Linked DNA regions of Homo sapiens: region 2 is linked to region 1. A link is a contact called in ENCODE Hi-C or POLR2A ChIA-PET data. All regions are on one chromosome and are shown on one strand. The core of a region is the stretch at or near the end of the contact, and the rest is flanking DNA. Distances in the headings are between cores, read along the strand shown.

Evidence for each region. A loop is a pair of places that touch in the nucleus more often than their neighbours do. ChIA-PET counts read pairs that join two places held with the same protein, here RNA polymerase II (POLR2A). Pooled maps may share reads with other maps.
Region 2: a pooled map shows a loop between it and region 1 (3-fold over the local background). The contact joins the promoter of CENPO here to the enhancer-like site in region 1. A Hi-C loop is called at or near these places in 5 of 50 pooled maps. POLR2A ChIA-PET finds 5 or more read pairs at or near these places in 2 of 52 experiments (GM10248 and T-cell).

Annotation. Positions count from the first base shown.
Region 1 is chr2:24,302,379-24,307,985 of GRCh38, forward strand. ITSN2 (intersectin 2) reads right to left here. Exons shown (of 40, transcript NM_006277.3): 9 at 1,421-1,484. Among named protein-coding and RNA genes, the nearest start is that of ITSN2, 55 kb to the right of the region's middle. Within about 2 kb of position 1,838, at least 14 of the 41 ENCODE cell types and tissues checked have a DNase peak (open chromatin) inside an H3K27ac peak, as active enhancers do.
Region 2 is chr2:24,791,353-24,797,507 of GRCh38, forward strand. It overlaps CENPO (centromere protein O), which reads left to right and starts at 2,073. Exons shown (of 8, transcript NM_001322101.2): 1 at 2,073-2,149; 2 at 2,500-2,613. The coding sequence starts at 2,568. It overlaps PTRHD1 (peptidyl-tRNA hydrolase domain containing 1), which reads right to left and starts at 2,039. Exons shown (of 2, transcript NM_001013663.2): 1 at 1,774-2,039. The coding sequence starts at 2,025. It overlaps LOC105369164 (a long non-coding RNA gene), which reads right to left and starts at 1,723. Exons shown (of 3, transcript XR_939843.4): 1 at 1,415-1,723; 2 at 1,032-1,232; 3 at 1-427. RefSeq lists an enhancer at 1,700-2,129.

The DNA.
Region 1 (5,607 bases), core at 588-3,087:
TAGTAGAGACGGGGTTTCACCGTGTTAGCCAGGATGGTCTCGATCTCCTGACCTCGTGATCCGCCCGCCTCAGCCTCCCAAAGTGCTGAGATTACAGGCGTGAGCCACCTGGGCCCGGCCAATTTTTTATTTTTAAAAGAAGGATAATGATGGTAAAACTGCTGGGTACACTTATTTTAGTGAAATGTAAATACGTACATTTACGTAACTCACTATTGAATGTAAGTATGTAAGTATGTACTTCAATAGTGAATTAATTTTTTACCGTTGATTTTCAAGACATAAAAGAGAGGGAAGAAACTTTGAAACAGAAAGAGAAGTAACTACCCCTTCTGAGAAAGTGGCTTGTCTTACTCCATGGTTAATTCACCTACCAAATCACATTTACCTATATTAAAAACAAGATATTCTCTGATTCTCCATAGAAGGGATTAGATGAAAGAAAACAACAGTTTTTCTAGTAAAATATAGTCATGAACTGCATAATGACATATCAGTCAACAATGGACTGCATTTATAATGGTGGTCCCATAAGATTATAATGGAGCTGAAAAATTCCTACCACCTAAGGACACTGTAGCTGTCATAAAGCAACGCATTACCTATGTGTCTGTGGTGATGCTAGTCTGAACAAACATACTGCACTGCCAGCTGTAGAAAAGTACAGCATATACAATTATCTACAGTACATACACTCAATAACAATAAACATCTGTTAATATATTACTGGATTATGTATTTACTATACTTTATTTTTATTGTTATTTTAGAGTATACTCCTTCTACTTACAGAAAAAAAAAAGTTAACTGTAAGACAGCCTCAGGCAGGTCAGTCAGGAGAAATTCCAGAAGGCATTGTTATCATAGGAGACAATGGCTCCATGCGTGTTATTGCCCCGAACACCTTCCAGTGAGACAAGATGTGGAGGTAGAAGATAGTGATACTGATGATCTTGACCCTCTACAGGCCTAAGCTAATGGGTGTCTTTGTGTCTCAGTTTTTACCGAAAGTTTAAATAGTAAAAATAAATTTTAAAAACAAGAAAGAGCTTAAAGAATAGGATATAAATATCTTTCTGTACAATGTGTTTGTGTTTTAAGCTAAGTGTTATTACAAGAGTCAAAAAGTTTTAAAAAATTAAAAGGTTTACAAAGTTAAAAAGTTATTGTATGCCAAGATTAATCTATTGTTGAAGAAAATATTTTTTGTAAATTTGGTGTAGCTTAAGGGTACAACAACATTCTGCACAATTACATTTGCCTCCAAGCTTAATACTAACTTTCAAATGGCTGCTTTTATAGAGCATCTCTGAGTCACAAACTTTTACAGAAACAGTATCTTTCTTGTAATAGGGGAGAGAGAGTTTAATTAATTAATGCATAGTTAAATTAATCAAATGTAATTAAGGGACAAACTTACCAAATAGTAGCCAGCTGAGTTTGAGAAAGATTTGACTGAAGAAGGGCATTTCTAGCTTGAAAACCTGATTAAGTGGGGAAAATCATAAAGGAATTCTTTAGCATCTTTAAAGTTATGCATAACAAATTAGCTGTATCTGTAAAATAACAATGCTACCAGGGTATCCTGGGAACTTTTAACATCAAAATGTTTTTACCACGTGCTAGGTGCTAAGCATTCAGTAGCAATTAAACCCAGTCACTGCCCCAAGGAATTTTAAATCTAGAATTAGCAGTATCAAGTGCTGTCCCCTGTCTTTTCAGCAAGATAATAATACACACAAGTGGCTAACGTGAAAGAACAAGATATCAGGCACACAGAGTATCAGAGGCCAAGACTGTGGGCCCTCTTGTACTCCCAGCAGGTGCAGCACTTCCCACTCCTACGTGACTGAGCCGTGAGTAGCAGAAGAGTCAGGCGCTACTCTGGGTTCAGCCTGAGTCAAGGCCTGTCCAAAACAACTCTTACACAAGAGATTACATCTGCCAACACTGCCTCAGCAACAGCTCCAACTACAACAAAAGCCAGCCAAATGCAGCTAGATTTATTGTCCCACTAGGCTTTCAACATAGGACTTGATAATCAAAGCAACCATGTATTACAACATGCAGCTAAATGTTTATATTTTATAACTTTTAAAATATTTTCATTCTATTTTTTTAATCTGGACATTTAACATAAATCACATAAAAACACTGGAAATTAAACTCACAGCCTCGCCCTATTAATTACTCCTCAGATTTCACTTAGGAAATTTGATTTGAGGAGGTCTTTGTGTTAAAAGGAAGATTCTTCTAAATAAGAGAGATGGAAGGCTATTTCAAACCTGAAAAAAAGTTCAAAACTACTATTTCAGCTTTTGGACCGAAAAAAGATCCTTTTGGACTGAAAGAAGATCCCTTAGCATCAGGCAATAGAGCAAACAGAAGAGAGAAGGAGGAGGAATGTAAATGGTTAAAAATCATACTCGTGGAGGGCTTTATATGTGTGAGGCAAAGTCTGAGTAATACAAAGGGCCATAGAGAGCCAACAGAGTATCTTACTTACTAAGTAAAACTCATTTGAACATGTATGTACACTCTTAGTCGGCCAAGCCTCTGGATATCCTATATCCTCTGCTTAGAATGCCAGACCCTCAATTCTTTACTTTGTAGTCTATCCTCTGAAATCTGGCTCTAATCTCTTTTCTTCTGTGAAACATTCTCTCTTATATCCTTGGAGTTAGTCACTTTCTCATCTATATTAATCACAGCACTTTTAAACAAGTAACCAAACACCTTGATTACATGAGCTCTTCATTATATGGGCTCTTCAAAGATATGAACCATGTCTTGCCCCTGTCTGTATTCCTGTGCCTAAGAGAGTGCCCAGAAAGTATGTGATTCAGGAAACAGTTACATCAATGACTTGATCTAAATAAATTTTTAAAAACTATGTTTAGGGGGAGGAGAAGAGAAGTAAAAAAGGGAAAAACAGACCAGTGGACAGGCGCGGTAGCTCACGTCTGTAATCCCAGAACTTTGGGAGACCAAGGCGGGCGGATCACCTGAGGTTGGGAGTTCGAGACCAGCCTGGCCAACATGGCAAAACCTGTCTCTACTAAGAAAAATTAGCTGGGCGTGGTGGCGTGTGCCTGTAGGAGGCAGGAGAATCGCTGGAACCCGGGGAGGCAGAGGCTGCAGTGGGCCAAGATCGCACCACTGCACTCCAGCCTGGGCAACAGAGCAAGACTCTGTCTCAAAAAAAAAAAAAAAAAAAAAAAAAGGATCACCAACTCCTACACTTATTGAACAAAACAAACATATAAGTCCAGGTTAGCCTCATCCTCATGTTCTTGGGGCTCATGCTCAGCTTAAGGACACCAGCAGCAACTACTCTTTTTATAGAAAACCTTGTCTTTACCTACAGATATATAGCTTTACCCTTGTAGGTCTCAGAATAATAATGACATTCCCTAAAAAACACCATAATACACAACCTTCGTACAATGTGACATATACTAATGAAGTAACATTAGGGATCACTTCCCCACAGTTGGCTCCCCATTCACTGCCCTTCATATTCCAATGCAAAATCACCTCTGTTTATACTGTTATAGTTACAGTACTTATACAAAGCGTACTACTCTTAAGTGTGCTGCCTAATAATTTTTTCTTTTTTGAGACGTAGTCTAGTTCTGTCACCCAGGCTGGAGTGCAGTGGCATGATCTCAGCTCACTGCAACCTCTGCCTCCCAGGCACAAATAATTCTGTTGCCTCAGACTCCAGAGTAGCTAGGATTACAGGCGTCCACCACCACGCCTGGTTAATTTTTATATTTTTAGTAGCGATGGGGTTTCACCATGTTGACCAGGCTGGTCTCAAACTCCTGACCTCAAGTGATCCGCCCGCCTCAGCCTCCCAAAATGTTGGAATTACAGGTGTGAGCCACTGCACCCGGCCTGCCTAATGAATTTTTACACAGGTATGCACATACACACCTGTATCAAGATGCAGAATGTTTCCAGCAACTCAGAAGGTTTGCACATGGCCCCTTCCCCACACAGTAACCACATTATTCTGATTTCTATCACCATTAATTAGGTTTCCTGTTCTTCAGCCTCATATAAATGGGTTAAATGGTATGGTCCTTTTGGGCTGCTTTCATTCAATACCATACCTGTGAAAGTCATTCATGTTGTTGCAGGTATCAGCAGTTCATTTGGTTTTATCGCTTTAAAGTATTCTGTTATGTAAATATACTGTCATTTATCTATTCTCCTGTCGATGAACATTTAGGTTGTGAACATTTTTGTAAATGTCTTTTTCATCAACTTTTGTTCAGTTGAAAACAAATAACTTCTTTTTATTAGAGAGATGGGGTCTCACTATGTTGCCCAGGCTGGACTCTTGGGCTCAAGCAATCCTCTTGCCACATCCTCCCAAGTAGTTGGGACTATAGGCACATGCCGCTATGCCTAGCAAAGATAAACTTTTTTTTTTTTTTTGAGACAGAGTCTCGTTCTGTTGCCAGGCTGGAGTGCACTGGCGCAATCTCGGCTCACTGCAACCTCCGCCTCCTAGGTTCAAGCAATTCTCCTGCCTCAGCCTCCAGAGTAGCTGGGACTACAGGTGTGCACCACCATGCCCAGCTAATTTTTGTATTTTTAGTAGAGACGGGGTTTCACCATGTTGGCCAGGATGGTCTCGATCTCTTGACCTCATGATCTGTCTGCCCCAGCCTCCCAAAGTGCTGGGATTACAGGCGTGAGCCACCGCACCTGGCCAAAATTAACTTTTTAAATGCAAAATGTAGGGTACAAAGAAGTTAATTTTTTCAAAGAATAGGAATTATGACTTTATATTAATCTCCAGTATGGTTCAATACCATATTTCACAGAATCTAAAATTCCACTGGCTATAAGACATACTATTATTTTATGAATAAGAAAGAAAGCACTGCTAATAAAACTATGACACAGTGCTAAGACATCACTAATTGTAGCACACATCCTAATTTTAGAGACATTAAAATGTAAAAAAAAAAAAGTGTCAAAAAAGCATACCTTGTTTCATGCAATTTGATAAAATTACAGAAAATCTTAGTTATGTAATATGAAATACATGTAAAAATACAAAGTATATATGTAAGCTAAGAAGTATAATAGGTCACCCGTGAACCTACCACCCATCTTAAGAACTAGATTACTACTAAATGCCTTGAATCTATCCGTGTTCCTTGACTTATCCCCATGCTTCCACAAGAGGTAACCACTATCCTGAATTTTGTATGCATAATTCCCTTGCTTTAAAAAATAGTTATCACATAGGTATGTATCTTTAAATAAAATACTGTATATTTTTGCTTGTCCAATCGATTCCAAAAGTCTTACTGCTCGTTCCCTTGCCTCTCTGCATAACTACAGACCCTGGACTCCTATTTCACAGACTACTTTTCATTCTCCAAATAGGCCATGTATTTTTTGCTCTTAATTTCTCCTTTGTCACCATCAAATGCCCCCACGTTCAATCTCTGTCGAAATCCTAACTTTTTCATGGAGCTTAAATGCTCCCTTCCTAAAAGATACCTCATCTGAACTCTTCAGCTTCAATATATCTCATTCTATGTTCCTTAGCACTTAAAGCTCTATTATTTTTAAACACTTATT
Region 2 (6,155 bases), core at 823-3,322, 490 kb after region 1:
TACAATATTCTCTAACATCCTTCTGAAATTGTTTCTGGGTCATCCTTACTGCCAATTCACCCATGCTGAATCCCATTCCAGGAAGTATTAAAACGATCACTCAGAAAATTATTATTTTTGTGTTATTTTGCATAAAGTTTATCTCTTACCTATGAAGGCAGAAGCCACTAAGCTACTCAGAGGCTTGTTTTAATAAATTAGAGAATGCCAGTATTGCGACTCTTAACCTGCTGAGTCCTTCTGGCAGAGCTCTGCTGGAGGACTCATCAGCTTCTTCAGCCTCGGGCAGCAGCAGAGCATAGTGAGATACAGTGAGGCTCTGGAATCAGACTACTGGACTCCAAACTCTTGCTGACTGTGTGATCGTGGATAAGTTAGGTGACTTCGCTGGCCTCTTCGTCCCTTTATAAAACAGGAATAATGCTTCCTAATGGGGATCAATGAAATCAGGCTTGGACCTGTGCCTGGCACACACTAAGCACTCAATAAATGTAGTTAATCCTGGTATTTTCTTATATTTTATTGGCCCTTCTGACTACAGCGGCACCTCAATGTAATCAGTAGCGACTCCTAAGTCCCTTTCTTGAGTCATGACTAACAACTAAGAATCATGAGACCCTCTTTTAAACTCAGGGGAGTCACTTAATCCCTGTAGGCTTCAGAGAGTTTCACCTGCGACAAGAGGAGTCTAACCTGATTTCTTGAGACCTCTTACTAGGAAGAAAATCTAAGTGAAAAGCCAGCAGCTTCTGTTCTGCCTACACAGATTCTCAAGGCATTTTTCCTACAGGTTACCGCTTGATGTTTCACTATCCAGCAGCAATTTTTCTCTTGAAAGATAATCTATCTTTGTCAGTTACCCATGAAGGGATTACTCCACCCCTCCACCTGAGTTCTGGCTTAAAGCCGTTTTTCCTTATTATAAAAAGCCGTTTATTATTAAAGCCGTTTTTCCTTATTATAAAATATGTGCTTAAGGTAGAAAATTTTAAAAATACAGATTAAGCATTAGGAAATAACCAAAATCTCACCATGCACTACTTAATATGTAGATGTATTTCTTTAGTTTTTCCTTTCAAAGTCTGGATCATTCTGTATATATAGTTCAGTTAGCTTCGCATCATGAGCACTCTTCCCGACCACTAAATATGCTTCAAAACCATAAGGGCTCCCATGAATATCCTTGTGCAAAGCTCTTTGGGTGCATCTGATTATTTTCTTAGGCTACATCTCTAGCAGCAGGATAGAGAGTCAAAGGGTAAGGGTGAGATTTGTTTGGTCATCTGCAAACAGAACCTGACTGCTATTTTAAAAGGTGTACCGATTTACACACCTGGTGCCTGGTCTAGCTGAAGCTAGGTTCAATTTATACTAACGTTTTTAGTATTTATTTTCAAATAATTTGGCGTCCTACCCAGGTAAATACTCAGTTTGACTTCACTTTGCACTGTCCCTTCGGGCTCGGTTTTGCAGGAGGACAGCACTTTGGGGCATGGCTTTAAAAAGTCGGCCAGTGCACAGGCGGAACAGCGGGGACACAGGAGCCACCACTTTACCGCGAGCCCAGCAGGGGGCGGAGGACTGCTGTCCACTCTTCACACAGTCAGGCCCTTCCCAAGGGCGCACCTCCAGGGAAACAGCTCCAGTCTAAATGTTAACGATCACCCCAACTCCCGCCGCACCCACTCCCCGCAGCCAGGCCTTCGGACCGAAGACCACACCCACTTCCGCCCTCGATGTCTCAGCACCTCCCCCTCCGCCCGAGTGCCTCACCTCGAGGACCACTTTGCGCATGCGCCCCAGCTCTTGGAGGTAAGCGGCTGTGTGCGGGTGGTCGCGGTGAGTGTGCAAGGCCGCGGTGGCCGCGTGACAAGCCTGCGCTACCAGTGCGCCCGCCGGCCAGGAGAACGGAGCTTGTGATAGATCCTTTCGTAACACCAAGTATTGTACCAGGACCTGCGGCTCCGCCCCAGAGGCCGCCATCTTCCTGACCACCCGAAAGGCCGGACCTACTCCCCGGTGCATCTTGGGATCAGGGCGGGGCCCTGAGCGCCGCCATGCTTTTGTACGGCAGGATCGCAAAGCACGCCGGGACCGGTTGGTTTGGTTTTGAAGACGTGGATGGCGGGAATTCTCGCTTCTGGCCTGGGTGAGCTAGAAGGGAGAAGGTAGGGGAAAGACCCATTGTCGGACCGGACCGTGGCCAGGGTGGCGGGCTGAACGGCCTTCTTAAAACTCCTTCCGTGGCCGGGAAGCCCGCTGGACCAGAGTAGCCGTGGCCTCGGGAGCGCGCCGGGGCCGCGGGATGGGCGCGGGGGTGGGCATGGACTCTGCTGGCTCGGACGATGGGAGAGGGCGGGCGGCTCAGGAAAGGGGATCCTAGCCGTGACATTTGTGTCATCCGCGGCCCAGGGGTTGTGCCTGAGTGGTGTGTGCCCTGCCGTCTGGGTTTGAATGGGACTAGATGTGATGTGACTGTTGCCATTTTTCTTTTATTAGCAAGGACATTGGAGTCCCTATCACCGGTTGCCTAGACAACTTCATGGGAAGGCCCTTGGGAATCTGAGATGGAGCAGGCGAACCCTTTACGTCCAGATGGCGAGTCCAAAGGAGGTATTCAGAGGGTCGCCGCCTCCTTCCTGCTGCTGCCCAAAGATGACCCGCAGGCTGAGAGAGCCCTTTCCTCCTGGAACTGACGTGGGACCTGGCCTGTTTGGGAGCAGAATAGTGAAAGGAACTAACATTGAAGACAAAGGGACAGGCAGCCAAGATTATTCGAGGAGGAAAAATGGCTTCGTTTCTAGGCTCCCACCCCTTTTGAAACGGATAAGTTGCATCCATCATATGCTCAGTGTTTATATTCTGAACTGCGGTTCTAGCCAGGGAGGTCCCTTTCCTCTCCCCGGATTTTTTGGGCCATGTATGCATTACTCTTGAGGGAGGGCCAGTGTAGGGCAGTGACTTTAGTGTTGGCTAGAACTGGTTTTGAGTGTTGGCTCTGCCATGATAAATATTGTGACCTTAGGCAAGTCACTTTATTCTCTGCCTCTGTTTCTTCATCTGGAAAATGGAGGTGAAAATAGCACTGTAGTTGTGGTTGTGGAAAAAGTATTTCTTTTGTGGTGGAAAAGTATTGAACTCAGACTTTTCAAGTGAAGCATTTAGCACATGTCTAATATATAGGAAATATTCAATGAAAGGCTTAATTCTTTACATACTTTGTGTCTTAAAATGTAGAAGGTGTTTAAAGAATGCTTGTTAGAGTTGCTTAGAATTACGAAACTATTACTTTTACTTAGTCCTTAGTCAATCCTTTGGAAACTGAGATTTGCGTTTGAATTTCTGTCCAGGAGTAAGTTGCTTTCTTCTTTAGTGCCTAGTAATATTTGTGGACAGTTCTGGTTTTGTGTGACTTTATGTTCTTTGCTACTAATACTTTTTAGAACTTTGAAATACTTACTCAAGCCTGATGCCTAAATCCAAAGGGTTCTACGTTAGTACTTTGGGAAAGCTTGCCATAAAACCTAACTTAAATTACAGTTTTAAAAAGAATTTCTGAGCGCGTCAGTGAATTTGGTTATCCTATTTTTCTCTGGGTCATCATTATCATTGATAACAGAGAAGTAACTATATTCAGCCTAAGATGACTTAAGCTGAGACTTTAGATAATAAAAGTATATGGGGTAAGATTTATTGTTACTTTAAGACTAAAAATAAGTTTGGTGACTTTATGTAGTGGAAACATGCTACACTCAGGAGTAACCTGTTCTCTAGTCCAGGCCTTATTTCATTTCTGTTAAAGTAAGTGATGAGGTGGAAGTTTTGGATTATCAAGAGACTTAGACCAGTCTCCTTATTCTCTACCCAAAACAATATTTAAACACTTAGCTGTTACCCATACTGGTTTTATCCCTCTGCTTGTTTGATTTCAGTTTTTTGCTTATTATTTGAATTCTCCCCACTCATTTGAGAAGGAAGGACATGGAGTTGTAGTTGCAACCAGATGATTTATTCAAATAGGCAGGGATTTTGACTTTTTTTGGGACAAAGCTGACTGGCTAGGATGAGATGCAATCATAACTTCCAAGGTAAAGCAGGCCCAGCAGATACACTCCCTCTTTTCTGTAGTAGCAACGCTAAACAACAACGCTACCCCCTTGGTGTAGAGGGAATCAGGTCGGTAAAGAAGCTGGGCAGGTTTGAGAGCCTGAGAAGAGGGCTGTGTGGAAGTGCCTAGAGAAGGAGCAGCATGATACTGTTTTGAACACCTACTTATCTCAGAAACTTTGGGAATATTGATATCTACTGTTTTAGTAATATAGAATTTCCATAAAGTAGAATTTGGTGAGGCGTCTCCTCTACCACCCTAAATTATTCTATGTGTGCGTGCTTTTCAGATCACCTCCTGGTTGGACATTAATTTTTGTAAGCTCCGTGAGGACAGGGACTTCGTTTTGCCACCACAGTATGAATAACTTCCAGCACGGTCCTTGGTCCATAGTAAATTCTCAATGCATAGTTGTTGGATAAATAGAGATTGGTGAATAAAGCAGTTAATCACGTGCTAATTATTAGGACTAATTTATTTAATTAGAATTTTGGTTTCTCACGATTATTATTGCGGTAATGTGGGTTTTTCTGTGGACATGAGCCAAGTGAATGTAATCTCCAAGAGTGTCATGCCTGGTTGTCCGTGTTTCGGTAAACATTTCCGGAGTGTTGGCCGGGCGCGGTGGCTCACACCTGTAATCCCAGCACTTTGGGAGGCCAAAGCGGGTGGATCACAAGGTCAGGAGTTCAAGACCAGTCTGGCTAACATAGTGAAACCCCATCTCTACTAAAAATACAAAAATTAGCCGGGCATCGTGGTGCATGCCTGTAGTCCCAGCTAATTGGGAGGCTGAAGCAGGAGAATTGCTTGAACCTGGGAGGTAGAGGTTGCAGTGAGCTGAGATCGCGCCACTGCACTCCAGCTTGGGCAACAGAGTGAGATTTCGTCTCAGAAAAAAATAACCATTTCCGGAGTGTTTACCATGTGTAAACACTTTGTGCTAGGGTTAAGGGATCCATGGGTGAACACAAATGCACACGGTCCCTGATTTTGGAACTTTAAGGTTCAGTGGAAAAGATAAGCAAATCAAATAATCACACTAATGAATATACAATTAAAACTATAGTGGCCGGGTGCGGTGGCTCACGCCTGTAATCCTAGCACTTTGGGAAGCCGAGGTGGGAGGATCGCTTGAGCTTAGGAGTTTGAGACCAGCCTGGGAAACATAGTGAGACCCCATCTCTTTATTTAAAAAACAAAAACAAAAAAACTATAGTATTGTCTCAGAAGGATCTTTGAGAGCTTATGAGCTGGCACCTGACCTTGTTCTGAAGGTGCTACAAAGGTTTCCCTGAGGAAATGCTGCTTGCATTGAGTGCTAACGAGCTAGAGTAGCTGCAGGTGAAGGTGGATAAGGGGCGGCTGTGGAAGAGCCTTTGGTGTGTGTGTTGGGGGTGGGGGGATCAGGTCAGTAAAGACGCTGGGCGGGTTTGAGAGCCTGAGAGGAGGCCTGTGTGGAAATGCCTAGAGAAGGAGCAGCATGATACTGATGAGGGTAAGAGAGATCCAGAGGCCAGTAGGCCTCGTAGGCAGTGTGAAGTCATCGAAAGGCTTTAGCCAGCTGGATGACACGATCCAGTTTAGATTTTGAAATATGGCTTCAGTGTATGGGCCACCTAGGAAACTTGTAATAGGCCAGAAATGGTAGTAGCTTGAACTACAATGGTGGCATTGCAGATGGGGAAAATGGAAATATTTTAGAGATACTAGGAATGTATATTCAATAGGATCTGGTAATGGATTGGGACTGGGTCAGGGAGAAGGTGTGAGGAAGAAAGTACTGGTTTACACAGCTATAGATGGATAATGGTTCCAGTCATGGAGGGGTTTAGAAGGGGAGATGATGAATTCAGTCTTGGACATGTTGATTGTCAGGTTCCTGTAAGTCTTCCAAGTAGATACACTGAGAAGGCAGGTGGATATTCTGCTTTCTCAAGAAGCAGGAGAGAGGTATAAGCTAGAGATACATATTTGTGTGGCATCGACATGTATGGCCATTAAGGCTGTGGGTACTGATGAGATTTCTTCTGGAAAGAAGAGGTCT